Regions from separate parts of the Homo sapiens genome. Here region 2 is linked to region 1. A link is an interaction called in ENCODE POLR2A ChIA-PET data of the cell type or tissue named here. Cell type or tissue: PC-9. All regions are shown on one strand. Links, peaks and the distances in the headings refer to the core of each region. The heading gives the core; the rest is flanking DNA.

The links. Peaks named below come from ENCODE experiments on the same cell type or tissue, not always from the same donor. Only the 100,000 strongest peaks of a DNase experiment are listed, where the experiment ranks them.
Region 2: POLR2A ChIA-PET joins it to region 1 with 10 read pairs; 23 of 35 experiments call an interaction of 5 or more read pairs at or near these places.

What each region holds. Positions count from the first base shown.
Region 1 is chr11:118,908,098-118,918,718 of GRCh38, forward strand. It overlaps BCL9L (BCL9 like), which reads right to left. Exons shown (of 10, transcript NM_001378213.1): 3 at 1,817-1,918; 4 at 173-558. The coding sequence starts at 1,842. MIR4492 (microRNA 4492) reads left to right here and starts at 2,611; the gene lies at 2,611-2,690. RefSeq lists enhancers at 1,164-1,705, 2,789-3,328, 3,596-4,795, 3,871-4,412, 4,413-4,954 and 5 more. In PC-9, for the core only: no CTCF peak of the experiment used is centred there; DNase peaks (open chromatin) are centred at 2,464, 3,964, 4,364, 8,884 and 5 weaker places; H3K4me3 peaks cover 6,989 bases; H3K27ac peaks cover 8,000 bases.
Region 2 is chr11:119,000,581-119,011,201 of GRCh38, forward strand. CENATAC (centrosomal AT-AC splicing factor) reads left to right here. Exons shown (of 11, transcript NM_198489.3): 4 at 10,184-10,250. It also overlaps the pseudogene RPL23AP64. Among named protein-coding and RNA genes, the nearest start is that of CENATAC, 7.8 kb to the left of the region's middle. In PC-9, for the core only: no CTCF peak of the experiment used is centred there; no DNase peak of the experiment used is centred there.

The DNA.
Region 1 (10,621 bases), core at 1,349-9,348:
CCAATCCCGAATGATCTGGTTGGTGGGTGTTGAAAGGTACCCATGCAGAAATACTGGAGAAGAACGTGGGATGAGGACTGGACAAGCAGGGAGCAGAGAGGTGATCTCCCAGAACATCTGAGCCTTGGACTATGGGAGATGCTAGGGTCTTAGGGATGAGGAAATGGGGTACCTTTGGCCTCTGAATCCAGGGATGGGGTCCCAGCCTCTCGCTGCTCTCCAGAGTCCACAGACACACTCCGGTCCCTCTTCACCTTGCCCTTGAGCGAGCTGAAAGGGGGCACCCCTGCCTGGGGGTTCTTCAGACTTGAGTTGCTAGGCGAGATCTGGTTGGCCTTGGCCCCATGGTTCCCCGCCCCCACGCCCTTCGAGCCCACGTTGCAGGTGGGTCCTTGGTTCACATTCTGGTGCTGAGATTGGGCCCCGCCATTCCCTGTCTTGCCATGATTGGTCAATTTATTTTCTGGGTGCATTGGCTTGGCTGGGGCAGGGGGGCAATGACCGCGGGGGGACAGCGGCGGGCTCCCTGGAGCTTCTCTCCTCCTGGGGTGGGGTAACCTGGGAGGAGGTGGGAGAAATGTGAAAAGTTAACCTTGCTAGGGGCTAGGCATGCCTGCAACTTAATTACCCCATCCTGCCTCCCCTAACAATGGGGGAGGGTGGGGGGAAGGGGTGGTATCTCAAGACCACCACCAGCTATTCTCTACCTCCCTCCATGGCTTCCTCAGACAAGGGCTGAAGCCCTCATCCACCTTGGGGAGTGGAGATGGGGAAACCCTCCACCCCCTAGCCTCCACAATTTGAATGGAAACCAGGGCCTAGAGTTGGCAGAATTCACCCACCTCAGCCCCAAAACACCCATCAGCCTGCAAGCTTCTGTGGCAACCCTGTCCTCTGTATCAGACTTAAGCATCCTCTCTTCTAAGATCTGCTGTCTTCAGACTCCTTCCAAGGTCTCAAACCTCAACTCCCATATGTCCCAACACCAGCAGAGAAGGGCCACAGGACCTGGGGTCACTGCACATGCCCGGGTCTCATTCCCCAGGGACAGTGGGAAAACGCACACCAGGGAGTGCTACCCACTGGTCCAGACAGCTGGAGGGGAAGGCCTGAGGAGGGGGGCTTGGCAGGCCAGGCCGGCAGGCAGAAGCAGGAGGAAAGGGGGAGGGGAGCGGTGTGTCAAGCAGATGGGGAGTGTAGCTTGAAGCCAAGGATTCCTGCAGCCTAGGCTGCGGGCCCTTTAAGCTCCAGCCCGCTCCCCCCGCCGCCTCCCCCTCCCCGGAGACCTATTAATAGCCGCTGGAAAGATCACATCACGGGAGAGGATATTTATCCCCCCTCATTCCACACCAGCTCAGATTTATTTCAGCTCTGCTGTCCTGCTGCTGCCGCCTGGCCCTGTCTGCCGGCTTCTCCGGGGAGGGGGGAGGGAGGCAGGCACCGCCCCCTACTCCAGCTCCCACCTCCAGCTAGACTGAGGCCAGAGGCGGCCTTCGGACCCCACAGTAGGGTGGGAGGGGGTCTGCTCAAACCATTTTAAGGAGGGAAGAACTAGAAGGGACCAGAAGCCGCAAGCATAGCTGGCTGCCAGTCCCCTCTGCCCCCCACCCAGGCCCAGGCACTAAGGCTGGCTGCGCCTCCTGCCTCGGGCCAGGCCTTCCCATGCTAACCCCCCTTTAGCCCACTGGTGGCCTGGGAGCCAGGTGCCCAGGGCGGCTCCTCTCCTGGCCAGCACAGCTTGGGCCCCATCACCACTGGGCCCTTCCCTTCCCGCACTCCACACACACACATCCCACCCGCCACGACACCCACACACCTTGTCTTGTTAGCCAGGATCCTCATGGCTCCCACACACAGTGGGGCTACGGCCCCTGTGCGTGCCCAGGGCCCAGCCAGGTACTCGGTACTGGAGCACGGACTGCAGCAACAAGCCCCAAAGAGAAAACTCGTGACTTGGGGAGGGGGTGTCAGAGGGGGAGGGGAGAAGGGAGGACCCAACAGCCCTGGGACTAGGGAGCTGGATAGGGTGGGGTGGCACTGGAAAAAGAGGATTACGAGATGGGGTCTCGATCCTGGAGGCCAGCCCTGTCCCCATCCCTCCCGCACCTTGCCCTCAGGGGGCTTGCAGTCTCCAGCAAGCCTCCGCCCCGACGGGCGGCAGAGACAGAATTCACTAAAAGGCTAGGTAGCAAAGGTGCCGTGTGGGGCGGCTGTGAGGTCTCCCCTGGCCCCCTGAGGGATTCCTGCTCCCAGACGCGCCCCTCACCCAGGGTGGGGTACCCCTCGTGCCCCACCCCCAGAGCGCTCCAGCCGTGGAGGGGGCCCGGGGTTGGGGCCACGCCCCGCCCCGTCCCCAGCTCGAGGCCTAGCCCGTGCCCATCCCAGCAGGCCCGGGCGGGCAGCGAGAGGCCTGGCGGGGCCCCGGGGCTGCAGCTGGGCTCTTCTGGAGACCAGTAACGCTGGCTCGGATTCCTCCCCGACCGCAAGAATGCAGGAGCCTCCCCTCCCCCCGCCCTGCACCCCCACCCCGCCCCCTTCGGCAGAGCCCGGGCGGAGAGGCAGAGCGAGCGAGCGACAGCCAGCGAGGCAGCGAGCGGGAGGCGGACAGGACTGCAGCGTGCTTCTCCAGGCCCCGCGCGCGGACAGACACACGGACAAGTCCCGCCAGGGGCTGGGCGCGCGCCAGCCGGCAAGAGCTTGGCGAGCCCCGGGTGCTGCCAGCAGAGGCTCAGAGACCCACAGACACCCGAACTCTGACTCACACACACTCACAGCTCACACGTGGACAGGGAGACAAGACACGCACGGAGCCCAGGAAGCTAGAGGCGCGCCGAGGCCAGGGAAGCGCCGCCGGAGCGGGAGGCGCGGAGACAGCCTGGGGCACGCGCAGACACCGGGGCTGCCCGAGGGCTGAGTGGGAGCGCCGGACCCATTGAACAGATGAAAAGACTGAGGCCGGCCACAAGAGAGCCGAAGAAAGTTGAGCCTGGTAGTCACAAAGAAACACGCACAGGGCCATAGATACAGCAACAGACTTACACAAACACAGAGGCCTCACCCAACCGCCCCCAGCCCTGGCTCCCCCCTCGCCTCCCCTACCCGCCCTCCAGCAGCCCTCCAGCAGCCGATCCCGGTCAAAGGGGAGGAGTCTTGGGCCCAGGAGCTTCGTCCCGGTGACAGGCCCGGCCAGACACCGGTGCACACTCCTGATGCTCCCTGCGGGGCTGCTGGAGGCTGGGCGGGGACCTGGGGGTGAGGGGGCCCCACCTGCCACCCTGCGGGAGTCTAACCCCAACTTAACCCTAGGGCACATTGGCCTTCGCCACTCCAGCCGTGTCTCTGGGGAGGAAGGCTCCTGGGGGAAGGTTCCAAAGTCCAGGACCTGCCTGGGAAGCAGCCCGCCACCCCCAGCTTCTCCATCACAACCAGGGAAGAGCAGAGGCAGAGGCTGGAGTCACTGAGATACCAGGGCTCTGAGCAGGCTCCTGGCTGGCATGCATCTCAGGCTCTCCCTTCACCAGCTCGCTGATTCTCAAAAGGATCGACCCCATTTCAACGAGGAAACTGAGGTCTGGGAAAAGGAAGTGGCGTGACCTTGAGTCACATATCCAGTATGTGGCAGTGTGGGGACGGACCCTCATTCCAGACACTGCAGTGACCCCACCTCCCCACGCCAGCCATGACTGCTCCTCTGAGCCTGCATCAGATAGTTGGGCTTCCCACATTCCAGCCACAGTGCCCAGGTCCCCCATAAGGGGGGAGGGGCAGGGCAAGGGCCACTCACTACCTATGTTCACAGCCTCAAAAATTGAGAACCTGTAAGAATTTGGGAAGGGGCTATTAGAAAATCAGTCCTCTCCAGTGGCCGTTCAGGCCTAGGCTCCTCCCCAGAAGACTCTTCCAGTCACCCTCCCCTCCGGGACTCCACCCCCTCTCTCCCACCCCGCCGCAGGGCGAGCTGAGTCAAGCGTGGATGAGTCAGGACTTTCCCATCTCACACCTCCCCCCTTTGCCCCTCAAGAGTCTGCCCCAGCTCCCGAAGACCCCTCCTCCTCCACACACTCACAGTCTCCGAAGACACCTGGAAGGCCTGGTGATGGGAAGCCAAGAGGGCTGATCCCAGCCCAATGCAATTTTAAAGCACCCAGTGAAGGGGGCTTGCTAGTACCAGGCCAGGGGCCCTTGAGGTACGAGAAAGCAAAGGGATGGGGCTCTGGGAACACGTCACCGTGCCTCCCTCTTAGGGGGTTAGGTGGGGAGGGGTAGCAAGCTCACAAACAGGGAGCAGGTGCGAGTCACCTGAGTGGAAGGCCAGGCGCATACCAGGAGAATGAATCGGAGGAGCGGAAGAGGCGGCTTGACAAAGGGCCTGAGATATCCATCCGCTCCCCCACCCCGAGTGACGCGAGGGTAGGAGCTAGCAGCCTAAGGGTTGCTAAGGGTTAAAGTGGACTTGATCCTAGCTGGGGGAGGGAGCTGAGGAAGGCTCAGATGCCCAGAGCCTCCAGGTATGACACACCGGCTCTGCTCCACACACAACTACCACAGGTAGGGCAGGCGTTCACACATCCAGTGGCAACCTGCCTGCTCCTAGCTGCCCCCACGTTGGGAGCCTCTGCTTGGCTCACCAGCTGGCCCAGCAGTGTCACTGCCTAGCTCAAAACCACCCCAAAGAGGCAGTGAGGAAATGTTTTGGAGGGTTCATGCTCCTGAGCTGCCAGGGCCCCCTGTGATGACGTGAAAGCCCAGGACCCTGCTGGGGACAACAGGGCGAACGAGATCCTTGGCCTCTGGCTCAGGGAGATACAGCGCCCGAGACGACAGGGTCCCAAATCCCCTTTCTCCTGGGTGTCAGGACCCCTCAGTCCTCAGAAGCTCTCTCCACCACTCAGGTCACTTCCTCTTCCTGAGGTGGTGACTCAGCGGGCAGGGAGGTCAAGGATTCGTAGCCCAGCAGGAAATCTGCTCAAGGACCAAGGTGCTGCTCTGGGACCCTCGATGTGGGGACTTCCAGGCTTAGGGGGCCTTCCCATGGCCCTGGTTCCTAGTAGCTCTCCACACTTCCCCCGACTCTGTGCCAAAGGAGACCATGCAAATCAGCCATTTTTGCTTGGGAGGTTTTCCCTGGGAGTTTCCAGCCCCACCCCACCTGCAGCCCTAGGGTAATGTCAGACAACCCCAGCTCCACAGGACCAGGGAAACTCCTGGTCCCAGACCTTTCTAGTCTGGGATTGTTGAACAGGGTACTGGGGGGTGATCGGCGGTTTTGCCCATTCTGGCCCACTGTCCCTTCTGGAGCCTGCACAGACAAGTGGCATTGCTTGGACAGGCCTGAGGTCACCTCACTTCTCTTGGCTCCTACAGTCATTGTCAGTGTGGCCGGGCCTTGGGAAGCAATCATGGCCTGGCAGTGGGGTGCCCCCAAAGACAGCTACCCAATCCCCAGCTGCTCCCTCCCACAGGGGGAGGGGTAGAGAGGGGGTGGGGGGCACAAGGAAACAAGACAGGGCAGGAAGCCCAGGCAGGCGGCGGGCACTCTGGGCCAGGCACAAACAACCAACACAGGAAACCACAGCCCACCCCCGCCCACCCCACCCGCCCAAGGCTCTGGGAGAGAGGAGTGCCAAAAGCTTGGTACCCCAACAGAGGCAAGGGCCAGGGGTTAGCCCAGGGCAAGGGAGGAGCAAGAAGCTCTCCAGTCCTCTCTCTGCCCCAGACCCTACCTGGGGAGGGTAGAGGGAGCCAGGCTGGCAGGGATGGTGCTGCCTCTTTAAATCCACCGAAATCCTGAGCTAGGCCCAACCTAGCTCTGGTTTCACAGGAAGGAAAGGAGCTCAGGAGCCAGTAGGGCAGGCAGTGGTGGCTGGAATTAGCCCCACCGGCCCAAATATATCTGGTCTCTGCCCGCCGCCCCACTGGTACTTCCTGTCCCCTGGCACCTGCACCAGGGTGGGGGTAGGAGATGATCCAGGTGCCACTCTCTACCCTATGGAGACTCCCATCTCAGGAGGTGGTGTGGTGCTGGGTTCACATGGGTAGAAGGTAACTTCCCAAGCCTGGGTTCCCAGAACAGGCAGAGATGGGCAAGGCAGCTCCCTGTGGGCCCTCACCTGGCCTCAGTCCTCCAAGGGGTTAATCTGTCCCCTATTTAGGGGGGTAGGGGTGGCCGAGGAACCTCCTCCAAACTGCCTGGCTGCTGGGAACAATGGGGCCATTGTGGGAGGATGGAGTGCAGCAGACTGCTGGCACAGCCAAGCGCACCACGGTGGGACCTCACCCAGCGCCCGCCCGCCTGCCTGCCTGCTCTGCTCTCTCCCCAGGTACAGCCAGAGGCAGAGGCATCCTCCTGGCCCCTCACCTCCCCTGATGGCTCACACTCTTGGCAGCAGCAGCACCTGGGGGCCCCACGAGCTCTGCCCACATTGACATCCAGACTGTCATGACCCTCCAGGATGCAGGGGCACGTGGGCCAGGCCGGGAGGGGTGGGGGTGATGAGACAGGATGTATGCCTGTGACCTCTGCAGGGAGACAGAAGGCCACACGGGGTTTCTGGTGTCAGTCCTGGCACCCTCAGGCAAGAAAGGCTTAGGGGATTGTGAGAGCAGTGACAGGCAGGGTCCCCTGTCCCCAGGCCTCCTCTCCCACACCCATTCAGTAAAGCTGCTCCCAGAGGAGGTCTGGTGCCTGGTGGCCTCGCCCTCTGAGGTTGGGGCCCTGGCAGGCAGTATGATGCAGTGGAATAAGAACTGAGTTTGAGGGCCGGGCGCGGTGGCACACGCCTGTAATCCCAGCACTTTAGGAGGTCAAGGCAGGTGGATCACGAGGTCAGGAGTTCAAGACCAGCCTGGCCATGATGGTGAAACCCTGTCTCTACTACAAACACAAAAATTATCCAGACATGGTGGTGGGCGCCTGTAATCCTAGCTACTCAGGAGGCTGAGGCAGAGAATTGCTTGAACCCAGGAGGCGGAGGTTGCAGTGAGCTGAGACGCACCACTGCACTCCAGCCTGGGCAACAGAGCGAGACTGTCTCAAAAAAAAAAACCAAGTTTGTAGTCAGACAGTGTCAATCACACCCTGCCCCTTCTCATCTATGGGGCCTTGTCCTTCCCTTTATCCCTCTGAGCCTCAGCTTCCTCATCTGCAAAAGGAGAATAATTTTATAGAGTGAGGTAACAGTAGTGAAACTAACAGAATGCCTAAGACACACCAGCCCTTGACAAACCACTTCTGGCCTCAATTTCCTTATCTCTACCTCCTGCCATGGCACCCAAATATGTGGGCATTTGGTAAAGGCAGGCACTGTCCAGATATTTTCCCTGTGAGTGTCCAAGAGAACAGGGCCTGTGGGCATCATATTAGTGGTACCAAGTAAAAAGACTTGGCTCCTCCCCTGCCCTCCTCTCAGAGGTCAGCTCCCTCCGCTGGCACACTCCTGGGCATCCTGGGCTCACCGACACACTCAAATCCAGAGCATGAACCCAGAGAGGGGCTGGGTGGCTGTCCACTCTCTTAGCCTCAGGACCATGTCTCAAAAGTCCAGGAGGCAAGTGAAGGGGGATTTCCCTTCAAGAGAGCCAGCCTCCCCTCTGCCAGGTCCCCTTCTCCCTGCCTGCCCCTTGGCAGTCACCCTGTAGTACTTGGGCTGGGAGAAAGCTTAAGCCTACTCTCTTGCCATGGATCTCAAAGGAAGGGTCTGGGAGAGAAAGAACAACTGACAAGCAGTTCTGGAAAGTAGGGGGCCCAGGGAGAAAACCTGTTCTCTTCTCAACTAGACAGGGCTGTATCTCTCAGGGTGGCCCCAGAAGCCCCCAAAGGGTTAACAAGGCCCTAAAAATAACCTGCGCCCAGCAGGACCCACTGATCGGAACCCTCCAGCCATCTGTTCCCATTTTCTCGTGTTCACATTGGAACATCTGAAACCGGCCCCAGAGCCCCAGCCCGATCCCAAAAATAGCCCCAGCCTGCCCAAGGAACAGGCCCCAGGGGCTGGGCACAGGAGGCATGGCCAGTCCAGTAGCAAGGCATGGCCCAGGCAGACCCTGAGCCCTCATCCCCCAGGCCCATGGATGGGAGGTGTCCTCTCTAGATCCAGAGGAACATGATAAGCAGAGCCAGGGGCTCCAGCCCACCCCTCTTGGTACCAAGCCAGAGAGAGCACCTGCTAGCTAAGTCCAGGCCTCAGACCCAGGGGCCCTGGGATCCTAGGCACTTCTACCACATCTTAGTCCCCAGAAGATTTTACCCACCTTGTCTGCATAGCTTCCCCACCTCATTGTGGGCACCCCATCCCTGCCGCCCACTCCTGGGCTCCTCATCCAGAAGTTCCCAAGCCTCAGCCCCTCCACCATCCCACTCTCACCCCAGGGCCTATAGGAGCCCTGGCCACCTGGCCCCACTCAGCATTCTCCCTTGCCAGCACACAGGGTTAAGGCAGAACTTTTCCTAGCACTGTCCACACTCCCCCTTGCAGCTCAGGGAAGGACTCTGGAGGTGTCCCTTGGACGCTGTAGATGCTGATATTACCCCACTCCCCTTCTGGGCTTCAGGATGCCCCCTCCCTGACCATCTGTGTCCAGCAGGTGACAGACAGGCCCATCGGGGCTCCCCCACATGATCATAGGTCTGGGCACTGCCCCTCAGAGAAATGCCCAGGCACGGCACAGGGAATCCGGGGTCCAGGGCCCTGAGGTGTTCCTAACAGCTGCCATCCAGGTCACAGCTCCACACTGACACTTCTCTCCCCAAGCCAGGTCCCTGACCCCTAGGCCAGGAAGGAGAGGAGGCGGCCATTTAAGCCATTTAAGGACGGAATGTCTTGTTTGCCTGGTGAGAGCAGAGCAGCAGGGGATGGGGCAGTGGGAGGAGTGCTGAGCTGAACTGAGCAAACAGCCTCAGGGAGGAGGGCTGGCCCTGGGAAGCCTGAAGATAGCGAGGGAGACGTGTCCTAAGCTCCCTGGGCCTTCTCCAGGCCCCTGGCTATTTGGCAAACTTGCAATCAAGAAGTCAGCAGGCACCAACGATGGGGAAGCGGCGGCAGCAAACAGTGGATCTGGAGGGGTATTAGAATCCAGGAATCTGGAGTGTGGAAAGGCTGTCTCTTCCCCACCCCCACACTCCCTCTCTCACCATCAATTCTTTCCCTGCTAAAACCCCTGGGAGGATCAAAAGTTCCTGTGAAGAGCTCTGACTAATCAAATGAGGGGAGGATCACCAACATTTATTGAGCATTTACTTTGTAACTTCACCAGTCCTAAATGCTTCACGTGCATCCTCTAGTTTAATCCTCAGAACAATCTGGTAAGAAAGTATTCTTATTATCCTCACTTTCCCACTAAGAAAAGGGACATGCCGAGAAGTTAAATAACTCGCCTAAGGCCCATAATTTTAGAAGAAGCAGGATTTGAATTCAGACACCCTGGCATCTGGGTTCTGGGCCATTTCACAATACTCCAGATGCACCACAGTATCAGTCCTCTGAACGATGACGAAAGAAAGCATGGGTGTCCAGGCCCCACCCTCTCACTCCTCACATCCTCCCTCCATGCCTGATGTGCCCGGGGCTTGCCCAGGGAAGATCAGAGAGAGAGCACCGCTCCCCACTCCCTCAACCCAGGTACCCGCCTGGCCTGGCCTGTGGTGCCAGGACAGAGCAAAGTTCTCCAGCCTCCCCCAGCCCCGCCCAACTCCAGTCCGTTACTTCCTCACCCATCCTTGTCCCTGCCGGTCAGAGGAGGGCACAAGGCTAGTCACCGAGACAACAGCACAGAGCCCCTGCCAAGAGTTACCACGGGCTCGTGAGAGGCCCCAGGTGGGGGTCAAAGGTCAAGTGGGACTCACCGGTGAGGGTGGAGTCCCAGCCCTGCCCCCCACCCACCTGTTCAGCCACACCTGGCCAATGCTCCCCATCTCTTTCATTCCTCAGTAGAGAGCAGGACCACTTCCTTGGTGTCCCTTGGGGGGTGGCTTCAGTGGAGAGGTTCGGGGCTGAGGTGAGGGGATGAGAAGCCCCTCCCTCCTGGGGATGGTCTAGGAGAAGTGCCTCCTCCCAGTCCCCAGCTTCCTCCAGCTTTCCCTAGTCGAACCGGGAGCCCTCAGGCGTGTTTGTTGTGAATTCAGGGAGTTGTTGCTAAGTAAGGAAGGGGGGCTGGCGGAGGGAAGAGGCTGTGTGTGTGTGTGTGTGTGTCTGTGTCTGTGTGTCTGTGTGTGTACACGCACGCATGTGTACGCTAGGGGACCAGGGGCCAGGGCAGAAACCACACTACTGTGGCTGGTAGCCACCCTGGCTTTGACTGAGCCAGAAGAGGCCAAGCCAGCGAGGAGGAGCAAGGACTTGGGATAACCAGGAAGTTGTACCTTGCCCTCCAGGGCGATTGGGCGGAATCTCCTTGCCTCCCGCAGGGTGGGGCGGGTGGGGGGTGAGATCCGCTGAGATAGAGAAGGGCTGGACTCTCACTGGAGCCTGGCTCTAACCCCTCCCAGCCCGGCCCCACTCCCCACCTGACTGGGTCTAGGGTTCTGGTCAGCCTGTTTGCCCACCAGGAGCCAGAGGAGACCTCCCTCCTCTGGAGGGAGGGGAATGAAAGGAGAGATGGGGGCAGAAAGCCAAGAGAAGGGAGC
Region 2 (10,621 bases), core at 1,431-9,430, 93 kb after region 1:
CCCTGTCTCTACTAAAAATACAAAAATTAGCTGGGTGTGGTGGTGGGTGCCTATAATCCCAGATACTCAGGAGGTTGAGACAGGAGAATCGCTTGAACCTGGCGAGGCAGAGGTTGCAGTGAGCCGAGATCGCACCACTTCACTCCAGCCTGGGCAAAAGATCGAAACTCTGTCTCAAAAGGAAAAAAAAAATTCTTTTTTTTAAATTGAGATGGGGTTTTGCTATGTTGCCCAGGCTGGTCTCGAACTTCTGGGCTCAAGCAATCCGCCTGCCTCAGCCTTCCAAAGTGAGCCACCATGCTTACCCCTCACCCTTTTTTTTCCACATAGATTTTGTCAATGTGCATGGATTCATTTATCTTGAAATGCTGGGCAACTGCAGCTGTAGATCCTAATCTACAGTACATATCAAACAATTCAGCTTTTTCTTGTAATGTCATGACTTTTCTCTGCTTCTTTGGAGTGCTTCAGGCATCACTAGTGGCACCTCCTATAGGTCCCACGTTACTATTTGAGGTTAATGGTATGACATTACTGAAAAATATGCAGGAACCATGAGTGATCACTTTTACTGTAATATGCAATTTACTGGTGAGACAACTGCTTACAAGATGATCAGCATTACTGTGTTTTAAGCAGATACAACACTTGAGTTCACTGCAATAGGTGGCTACAAAATTGTGACAGTTGTAGTTTGGATTATAATTTTATACAGTTATGTAATATTGCATCTTTACATTTATTTTCATTTCTCTTGACCGCGAATGTCACCATGTACAGTCTGTGTTTCTGTGTGTAAGTTTTGATAAATTTTAACTTTTTTTTTTTGGAGAGGGAGTTTTGCTTTGTCACCCAGGGTGGAGTACAGTGGTGCGATCTCGGCTCACTGCAACCTCTGCCTCCCGGGTTCAAGCGATTCTCCCGTTTCAGCCTGGATTTGTGTATTTTATGGTAGTAAATCATAAAAGACTAGTATCTACATATATTTTATGCATTCATGACATACCTTTTTAATTTTTTCCATATTTCTAGGCTATGTGGTTCATCTGCAAGTTTTTTCAAATTGTTGCAAATCTCCAAAAAAATTTTCAAGTGAACTCGTGCAGTTCAAACTTGTGCTGTGCAAGAGTCAACTGTATTTGCTTATTTTCTCAAAAAGGAATGCCTAAAGGATAATCAAGAAACTAATGAAACTGCCAGATGTGGTGGTGCACACCTGTAGTCCTAGCTACTCAGGAGGCTGAGGTAAGAGGATAGCTTGAGCCCAGGAGTTTGAGGCCATCCTGGGCAGTGTATCAAGACCCCATCTCTAAAAAGAAATACGAATTTTTTTTTAGAGAAGTTAATGAAATTGATCACATGGCCATGCTCAGTGGCTGACACCTGTAATCCCAGCACTTTGGGAGGCCGAGGTGGGAGGATCATTTGAGGTCAGGAGTTCGAGACCAGCTTGGTCAACATGGTGAAACCCCATCCCTACTAAAAATACAAAAAATAGCTGGGCGTGTTGGTTTGTGCCTGTAATCCCAGCTACTCGGGAGGGTGAGGCAGGAAAATCGCTTGAGCCCAGGAGGCAGAGATTGTACTGAGCCAAGATCATGCCATTGCACTGCAGCCTGGGCAACAAGAGCAAAACTCTGTCTCAAAAAAAAAAAAAAAAAAAAAAAAGAAACTGATCACATATCAGTTAGTGTAACCAGTTGGTGTGACCCAGTTTGTGGGTCAGTAAAAATGTTTAGAGTTGATAGGAATAGAAAAAAGATTTTTTTTTTTTTTTTTGGACAGTCTCACTCTGTTGCCCAGGCTGGAGTGCAGTGGCACAATCTCAGCTCACTGCAACCTCCACCTCCCAGGTTCAAGCAGTTCTCCCATCTCAGCTTCCAGAGTAGGTGGAATTACAGGCTTGTGCCACTACGCCTGACTAATTTTTGTATTTTAGTAAAGATGGGGTTTCACCATGTTGGCCAGGCTGGTCTTGAACTCCTGACCTCAAGTGATCCACCTGACTCGGCTTCCCAAAGTGCTAGGATTACAGGCATGAGCCACCACACCCGGCCTAGAAACAAGATTTCTATGTATACTTTTAAAAATAAGCTGTTGGTTTTTTTTTTTTTTTCTGATGGTACATTTGGGAATTATACTGTAACAGGCATAAGAAGTAAGATTTCTCCCATGCGAAATTTTGTATTCAGAATCCAATAGAAATATTTCAGGTTTTTTTTCAAGATGGAGTCTCGCTCTGTTGTCCAGGCTGGAGGGCAGCTGCGTGATCTCGGCTCACTGCAACCTCCGCCTCACAGGTTCAAGCAATTCTCCTGCCTCAGCCTCCTGAGTAGCTGGTATTACAGGCATGCGCCACCATGCCTTGATAATTTTTTTTTTAATGGTGAAAAGATATACATATATTTAGAATTAGCCAACTGGACTCAGTTGAGATGATCCCTATTTTGTTGGCAACATCCAAAGCATTGTAATCAGGAGCCAGTCGAACATGTTCCTTCTCTCCATCAGGCCGAATCAGGGTGTTGACCTTGGCCACATCAGTGTCATAGAGCTTCTCTGGTGCTGTGGCTTAACATTCACAGTGAACACAAGTGCGTGTGTCTTCTGTCTTCTTCATGGAGACTCAGTGGTCAGAGGAAACTTGATGATGCATAGTGGTCAAGCTTGTTTCTCCTGGGGGTGCTCTTAAGATATTTGCACTGCCTCCGGAGTCGCAATGTCTTGGGCCGCCAGAAGGCTAGTGATACGCGGATCTTCTTTTTTTTGTGGCTGTGGACACCTTTCAACACTGCCTTCTTGGCCTTCAGAGCCTTGCTTTGGCTTTAGGAGGGGCAGGAGCTTCCTTCTTAGCTTTTGGTGCCATCTTGTGAAAAGGGGCTGATTTTTGTATTTTTCGTAGAGATAGGGTGTCACCATGTTGGCCAAACTGGTCTCGAACTCCTGACCTCAAATGATCTACCCACCTTGGCTTCCCAAAGTGCTGGGATTACAGGCGTGAGCCACTGCACCCGGCCAATAATTAGAAATATTTCTCTCTCTTTTTTTTTTTTTTTTTTGGGAGACAGAGTCTTGTTCTGTTGCCCAGGCTGGAGTGGCATGATCTTGGCTCACTGCAACCTCCACCTCCTGAGTTCAAGCGATTCTCCTGCCTCAGCCTTCCGAGTAGCTGGAACTACAGGTGCATGCCACCACACCTGGCTAATTTTTGTAATTGTAGTAGAGATGGGGTTTTACCATATTGGTCAGGCTGGTCTCGAACTCCCGACCTCAGGTGATCCGCCTGCCTTGGCCTCCCAAAGTGCTGGGATTATAGGCGTGAGCCACCGAGCCCGGCCCAAATTAGAAATATTTCTAATCAGATATTTCCATGGTTATAGATATTTGGTTGCTTGGTTCATATGCATAGAAACAGTTGTCATAACTGTAAAAAGCAGTACTTAGCAAGTATTTCTAAGTGATTGGAATAGCTTTCCTTTAATGTTACAATACTGCCTATTGATTTGGAAATTAGATCACGCTCTATGATGTTTCGATTTTACTCAAAGGCATCATGAGTACTCTGCTCATTCTTTCATTCTTTATAGTTTTCTAGTTGAGTTAGGAACTATTTTATCAGAAATCATTTTAGCATTATAATAAGGGTAGATGACATACCATAATGATTTTCAGATTTTTTTTTTTTGAGACAGAGTCTTGCTCTGTTGCCCAGGCTGGAGTGCAGTGGCACGATCTCAGCTTACTGCAACCTCCGCCTCCTGGGTTCAAGTGATTCTTCTGCCTCAGCCTCCCGAGTAGCTGGGACTATAGGCATGCGCCACCATGCCCAGCTAATTTTTGTATTTTTAGTAGAGATGGGGTTTCACCATATTGGCCATGCTGGTCTCGAACTCCTGACCTCATGATCCACCCACCTTGTCCTCCCAAAGTGCTGCAATTACAGGTGTGAGCCACTGGTCCCAGCCTGATTTTCAGATTTTTAATAAAAAGGGTATCTGGATTAGCTGGGCATATAGTCCTACCTACTCTGGAGGCTAGCCTATAGTCCTACTTACTCTGGAGGCTAAGGCAGGGGGATCACCTGAGCCTGAGGGATCACTTGAGCCCAGGAGGTTGAACCTGCAGTGAGCTGTGATCCCACCACTACACTCCAGCTGGGCAGCATAGCAAGAATGTCTCTTTAAAAAAAAAAAGGCAATTCAGTTGCAGTGGCTCATGACTGTAATTCCAGCACTTTTGGAGGCTGAGACAGAGGATCATTTGAGCCCAGGAGTTTAAGACCAGCCTGAACAACATAGTGAAACCCCATCTCTAAAAAAAAAAAATTATATTAGCCAAGCATGGTGACATTTGCCTGTAGTGCTAGCTACTGGGGAGGCTGAGGCAGGAGGATTGCTTAAGCTCACAAGGTTGAGGCAGGAGTGAGCTGTGATCACACCACTGCACTCTAGCCTGGGCAACAGAGCAAAATACCCTGTCTCAAAAACAGCAAGAAAAAAAAAGCCAATACCTGGAAACTTTGAACAGGGTGAAAAGAAGAAAACACGGAGGAGTCTGCTAAAGCACAAAACTTCTCTCTGGTCCTCAAATAAATAAAAATTTTTGGCCGGGCACGATGGCTCATGCCTGTAATCCCAGCACTTTGGGAGGCCAAGGCCAGCAGATCACGAGGTCAGGAGATCGAGACCATCCTGGCTAACACGGTGAAACCCCGTCTCTACTAAATATACAAAAAATTACCCAGACGAGGTGGTGGGTGTGTGTAGTCCCAGCTACTTGGGAGGCTGAGGCAGGAGAATGGCGTGAACCCAGGAGGTGGAGCTTGCAGTGAGCCGAGATCATGCCACTGCACTCCAGCCTGGCGACATAGAGTGAGACCCCGTCTCAAAAAAAAAAAAAATTTTTTTTTTTTACAATTCCACATTGTCATTTTCTTTTCCTCTGGTCTCAAACTCCTGGTCTCAGGCAATCCTCCCACCTCAGCCTCCCAAAGTGCTGGGACTACAGACAAGCCACTGTGCCCAGCCAGCTGCCTAGAAATTTCTGGACTTCAACCACACTGTAATTTTTTTTTTTTAATCAGTTTCTTCTATTTCCTTGAACTCAGTTTCCAGGAACTTCTGGTTTGGAAATTAGAGACCTGCCTTCCAGGTTAGTCTACAGAAAGTCTAGTTGTGTTCCACTGTGTCTTCATTGTCCTGCACACTCATGTGATACACTCAGGTGTTGTGGATTATGAGACCCAGAGAGAAACTTCCTGGTGATAATCGCACAAAGTATAGGAAAGAAACCTGGCAGTCTGTACAGTCCATTATTATTATGTGCTTAGTCCATTTGGTTAAATAATTTGAGATGCTTTTTTTTTTTTTTTTTTGAGATGGGGTCTTGCTCTGTCACCCAGACTGGAGTGCAGCGGTACAATCATGGCTCACTGCAGCCTCAAACTCCTGAGGGCTCAAGCAATCCTCCTGCCTTGGCCTTCAGAGTAGGCAGGATTTTTTTTTTTTTTTTTTTTTTTTTTTTTTGAGATGGAATCTTGCTCTGTCGCCAGGCTGGAGTACAGTGGCGTGATCTCAGTTGACTGCAACCTCTGCCTCCCAGGTTCAAGCGATTCTCTTGAGTAGCTGGGACTACAGGCACAGGCCACCACACCCAACCTTTTTTTTTTTTTTTGAGATGGAGTCTTGTTCTGTCACCCAAGCTGGAGTGCAGTGGTACGATCTCGGCTCACTGCAAGCTCCGCCTCCTGGGTTCACGCCATTCTCCTGCCTCAGCCTCCCTGAGTAGCTGGGACTACAGGCGCCCGCCACCATGCCTGGCTAATTTTTTGTATTTTTAGTAGAGACGGGGTTTCACCTTGTTAGCCAGGATGGTCTTGATCTCCTGACCTCGTGATCCGCCTGCCTCGGCCTCCCAAAGTCTGGGATTACAGGCGTAAGCCACCATGCCCGGCCTAATTTTTGTATTTTTAGTAGAGATGGGGTTTCACCGTGTTGGCCAGGATGGTCTCGATCTCTTGACCTCGTGATCCACCCGCCTCGGCCTCCCAAAGTACTGGGATTACAGGCGTGAGCCACTGCGCCTGGCTTAGTCCACCTATTTCTAATGTGACTGGGTCATTCATCAACCTCTGTGATATGGTTTAGCTGTGTCCCCACCCAAATTTTTTTGACTGTAGCTCCCATAATTCCCACGTTGTGGGAGGGACCCAGTGGGAGATAACTGAATCATGGGGGCGTTTTCCCCCATGCTGTTCTCATGGTAATAAGTCTCACATGATCTGATGATTTTATAAGGGGTTTCCCCTTTCACTTGGTTTTCATTCTCTCTGGCCTGCCACCATGAGACATGCCTTTCACCTTCTGCTGTGATTATAAGGCCTCCCCGGCCACATGGAACTGTGTGAGTCTATTAAACCTCTTTTTCTTTGTAAATTACCCAGTCTTGGGTATGTCTTTATCAACAGTGTGAAAATGGACTAAGACACCCTGTCAACATCATCTCTCTGCTCCAGTGCTGCATCTTCAGGAGCCCAGGTTCCAGATAAATGAACTGTAGTGGCAGCCAGTGGCCAGGAGATACCGGCAACCTAAATATAGTTTTCTTTTCGTTTCTTTTTTTTGGAGAGAGTCTCGCTCTGTCACCCAGGCTGGAGTGCAATGACATGATCTTGGCTCACTGCAACCTCCGCCTCCCAGGTTCAAGTGATTCTCCTGCCTCAGCCTGCTAAGTAGGTGGGATTACAGGCACGTGCCACCACGCCCGGCTCATTTTTGTACTTTCAATAGAGATGGGGTTTCAGCATGTTGGTCAGGCTGGTCTCAAACTCCTGACCTCATGATCCGCCCACCTCGGCCTCCCAAAGTGCTGGGATTACAGATGTGAACCACCTAATCTGGCCTTTTTATTTATTTATTTATTTATTTTGAGATGGAGTCTTGCTCTGTTGTCCAAGCTGGAGTGCCATGATACAATGACAGCTCACTACAGCCTCAACCTCCCAGGCTCAAGCAATCCTCCCACCCCAGCCTTCCAAGTATCTAGGGCTATAAGTGTGCACCATCACACCTGGCTATTTCTGTATTTTTTGTAGAGACAGGGTCACTATGTTGCCTGAGCTGGTCTCAAACTCCTGGGCTCAAGCAGTCCTTCCACTTTGGCATCCCAAAGTGTTGAGATTACAGGCATGAGCCACTGTGCCCAGCCTAATTTTTACTTTTGAACCTTGTAAATTGTCAAACATACACACACAAGGCAATTCCAAGGTTTGGTTGATTTGACTGGTAAAGATAGGAGGAGGCACTTTTAGATTTAGATGGTTTCTTACATAGACAGTGAAAAGAAAAGGAAGACCAAAGAGCCAGCTTCTCAGGTCCTTGTTTCATACACCAAAAAGGACAACACTGAAACAAAAAGGACTGGATGACCCCAGTGTGAGTTGTGGGATATTCTGTTGCTGGGGAATCAAATCTAGACTGTAGTAGCTAAGTGGCTTTTTTGTTGTTTTTAAATTTTACTTATTGAAGGGGTGGCCTGCCCCTCCACACCTGTGGGTATTTCTAGTCGGGTGGGATGAGAGACGGAGAAAAGAAATAAGACACAGAGACAAAGTATAAAGAAACAACGGTGGGTCCAGGGGACTGGTGCTCAGCACACCAAGGACCTGCACCGGCACCGGCCTCTGAGTTCCCTCAGTTTTTATTGATTATTATTTTTCATTATTTCAGCAAAAAGGAATGTAGTAGGACAGCAGGGTGATAATAAGGAGAAGGTCAACAAATTACATGTGAGCAAAAGAATGTATATCACGATTAAGTTCAAGGGAAAGTACTATGCCTGGACGTGCACGTAGGCCAGACTTATGTTTCTCTCCACCCAAACATCTCAGTGGAGTAAAGACTACAAGGCAGTATCACTGTAAACATGTCTCGCCTCCCGCCACAGGGCAGCTTTTCTCCCATCTCAGAGTTGAACAAATGTACAATCGGGTTTTAAGCCGAGACATTCAGTTCCCAGGGGCAAGCAGGAGATAGTGGCCTTCCTCCATCTCACCTGCAAGAGGCTTTCCTCTTTTACTAATCCACCTCAGCACAGACCCTTTACAGGTGTCGGGCTGGGAGACAGTCAGGTCTTTCTCATCCCACGAGGCCATATTTCAGACTATCACATGGAGAGAAACCTTGGACAATACCCCGCTTTCAAGGGCAGAGGTCCCTGCGGCTTTCCACAGTGCATTGTGCCCCTGGTTTATTGAGACTAGAGAATGGCAATGACCTTTACCAGATGTACTGCTTGTAAGTATTTTGTTAACAAGGCACGTCCTACACAGCCCTAGGTCCCTTAAACCTTGATTTTATACAACACATGTTTTTGTGAGCTCCAAGTTGGGTCAAAGTGGCTGGGTCAAAGTGGCTGGGACAAAGCTACAAATCAACAACATCTCAGCAAAGCAACTGTTTAAAGTACAGGTCTTTTTCAAAATGGAGTCTCTTATGTCTTTCCTTCCTACATAGACACAGTGACAGTCTGATCTTTCTTTCTTTTCCCTACAACTTATTATTATTTTTGAGACAGAGTCTTGCTCTGTCACTGGCCTGGAGTGCAGTGGCCCGATCTCGGCTCACTGCAACCTCCACCTCCGAGGTTCAAGCAATTCTCGTCTCAGCCTCCCAAGTAGCTGGGATTACAGGCACCTGCCACCACATCTGGCTAATTTTTTGTGTTTTTGTAGAGACAGGGTTTCACTATGTTGGCCAGGCTGGTCTTGAACTCCTGGCCTCTTGATCCACCCGTCTCGGCCTCCCAAAGTGCTGGGATTACAGGCGTGGGCCACACCGCGCCTGGCTTAAATGATTTTTTAAAACTAAGTGGCTTAATATTCTGCAATTTTAATCTGAGAGGGGTGGAACAGAAAGCCCCATACCTCATCAGAACCTGGGAGTTGATGAGAAACCATTTGATGACAACCTCCTAGGGGAGATGGGGAGGGAAGTGGGAGATGGCCTCATAGCAGCTTCTGGCAGACCTTCCACCCTCGTGTTCCAGGAGGATTAAACAAGCCTTTCAGCCACAATTCGGTAAGGTGTGGCTCAAGCCATTGTCTCCTTGGATATATTCAAGGCTCTCAGGGAACACTGTTGATAGTGGTATTGGTATTATACTGAAACTTTGTGTTGAGAACCAGGGTTTTGAGAACCAGGGTTTTCACTATGGCAAAAGGAAGATACAAGTAAGGAATGGAGGCATTTGAATAGGGAGGTGACAGTACAAATTACTGATTTAAGGCCAGGCATAGTGGCTGATGCCTGTAATCCCAGTTCTTTGGGAGGCCAAGGCAGGAGAATTGCTTGAGCCCAGGAGTTCGAGACCAGCATGGGTGACATGGCAAAACCCTGTTTCTACAAAAAACACAAAAATTAGCCAGGCATAGTGGTGCTGTCCTGTAGTCCTACCTACTCAGGAAGCTAAGGCAGGAGGATCTCTTGAGCCTGGGAGCCTCTTGAGCAGAGGTTGCAGCGAGCTGAGGTTGTGCCACTGCACTCCAGCCTAGGCAACAGAGCGAGCCCGTCTCAAAAAAAAGACAAAGAAATTTAGGACAGTATGCAAGATTTGGCCTGGATTCTTCTGAGGATGTGAAGTAATGGAAACAGTAAGACTGTTCCAGACTAGGGGAAGACTAGAGACCTAATAGCTGGATTCCATGTGATCTTTTGTTGGACTTTGGGATTGGAGGTGAGAGTAGAGAAGGCATAATGCACGTTTTTGAGACGAGGGAAATGTGAATATAGCCTGTATGCCTACACTCAAGTCTGAAGACATGTAAACCATGTCTATACTAACCAGCCAAATATTTGAACACTAAAAGGAAGAATTTTCTTAATGTGGTAATGGTATCATGGTTGTATAGAATGTTCCTCCTCTTGGGAGATGTGTGTTGAAAATAGGGTTTGACGTCTAAACCTATTTTGTTTTGGCAAAAAGGACGTGTGTCTGTACAAAAGAAGTGGAGCCAGTATGGCAAAATGTTTACAAGGACTCTGGGTGAGAGGTACATAGGTGCTTACTATACTGTTTTGTTTCTGAATTTGGAATTTCTCAAAATTAAAAAAATATCTACTGAGGAGCTTTTCGTTTTAACTGGTGGGGAATGGGTTCTGGGTGGTTTTGCCCCTTTTCTTTTTAGATTCAAGAAATCCATGGTGAAAGGTTTGGATTCCTATGAAGAAAAGGAGGATAAAGTGATCAAGGAGGTAAGTTAAAGTAGCAGTCCCTCACCCTTTTTGCACCAGGGGCTGGTTTCGTGGAAGACGGTTTTTCCACAGATGGACCCAGGCAGGGGATGGTTTCAGAATGAGACTGCTCCACCTCAGATCATCAGGCACTAGATTCTCATAAGGAGCACGCAACCTAGATACCTTGCATGCCCAGTTCACAATAGTGTTTGTGCTCCTATGAGAATGTAACACCACCACTGATCTGACAGGAGCTCAGGCGGCAGTGCTGTTGCAGCCTGCTTCCTGACAGGCCACAGACCAGTACTGGTCCACGCCTGGGGGTGGAGGGCCCAAGTTAAAGGAAAGGCCTCTGAAGAAACTGGCCCCCATGATCCTGTACCTGTCTA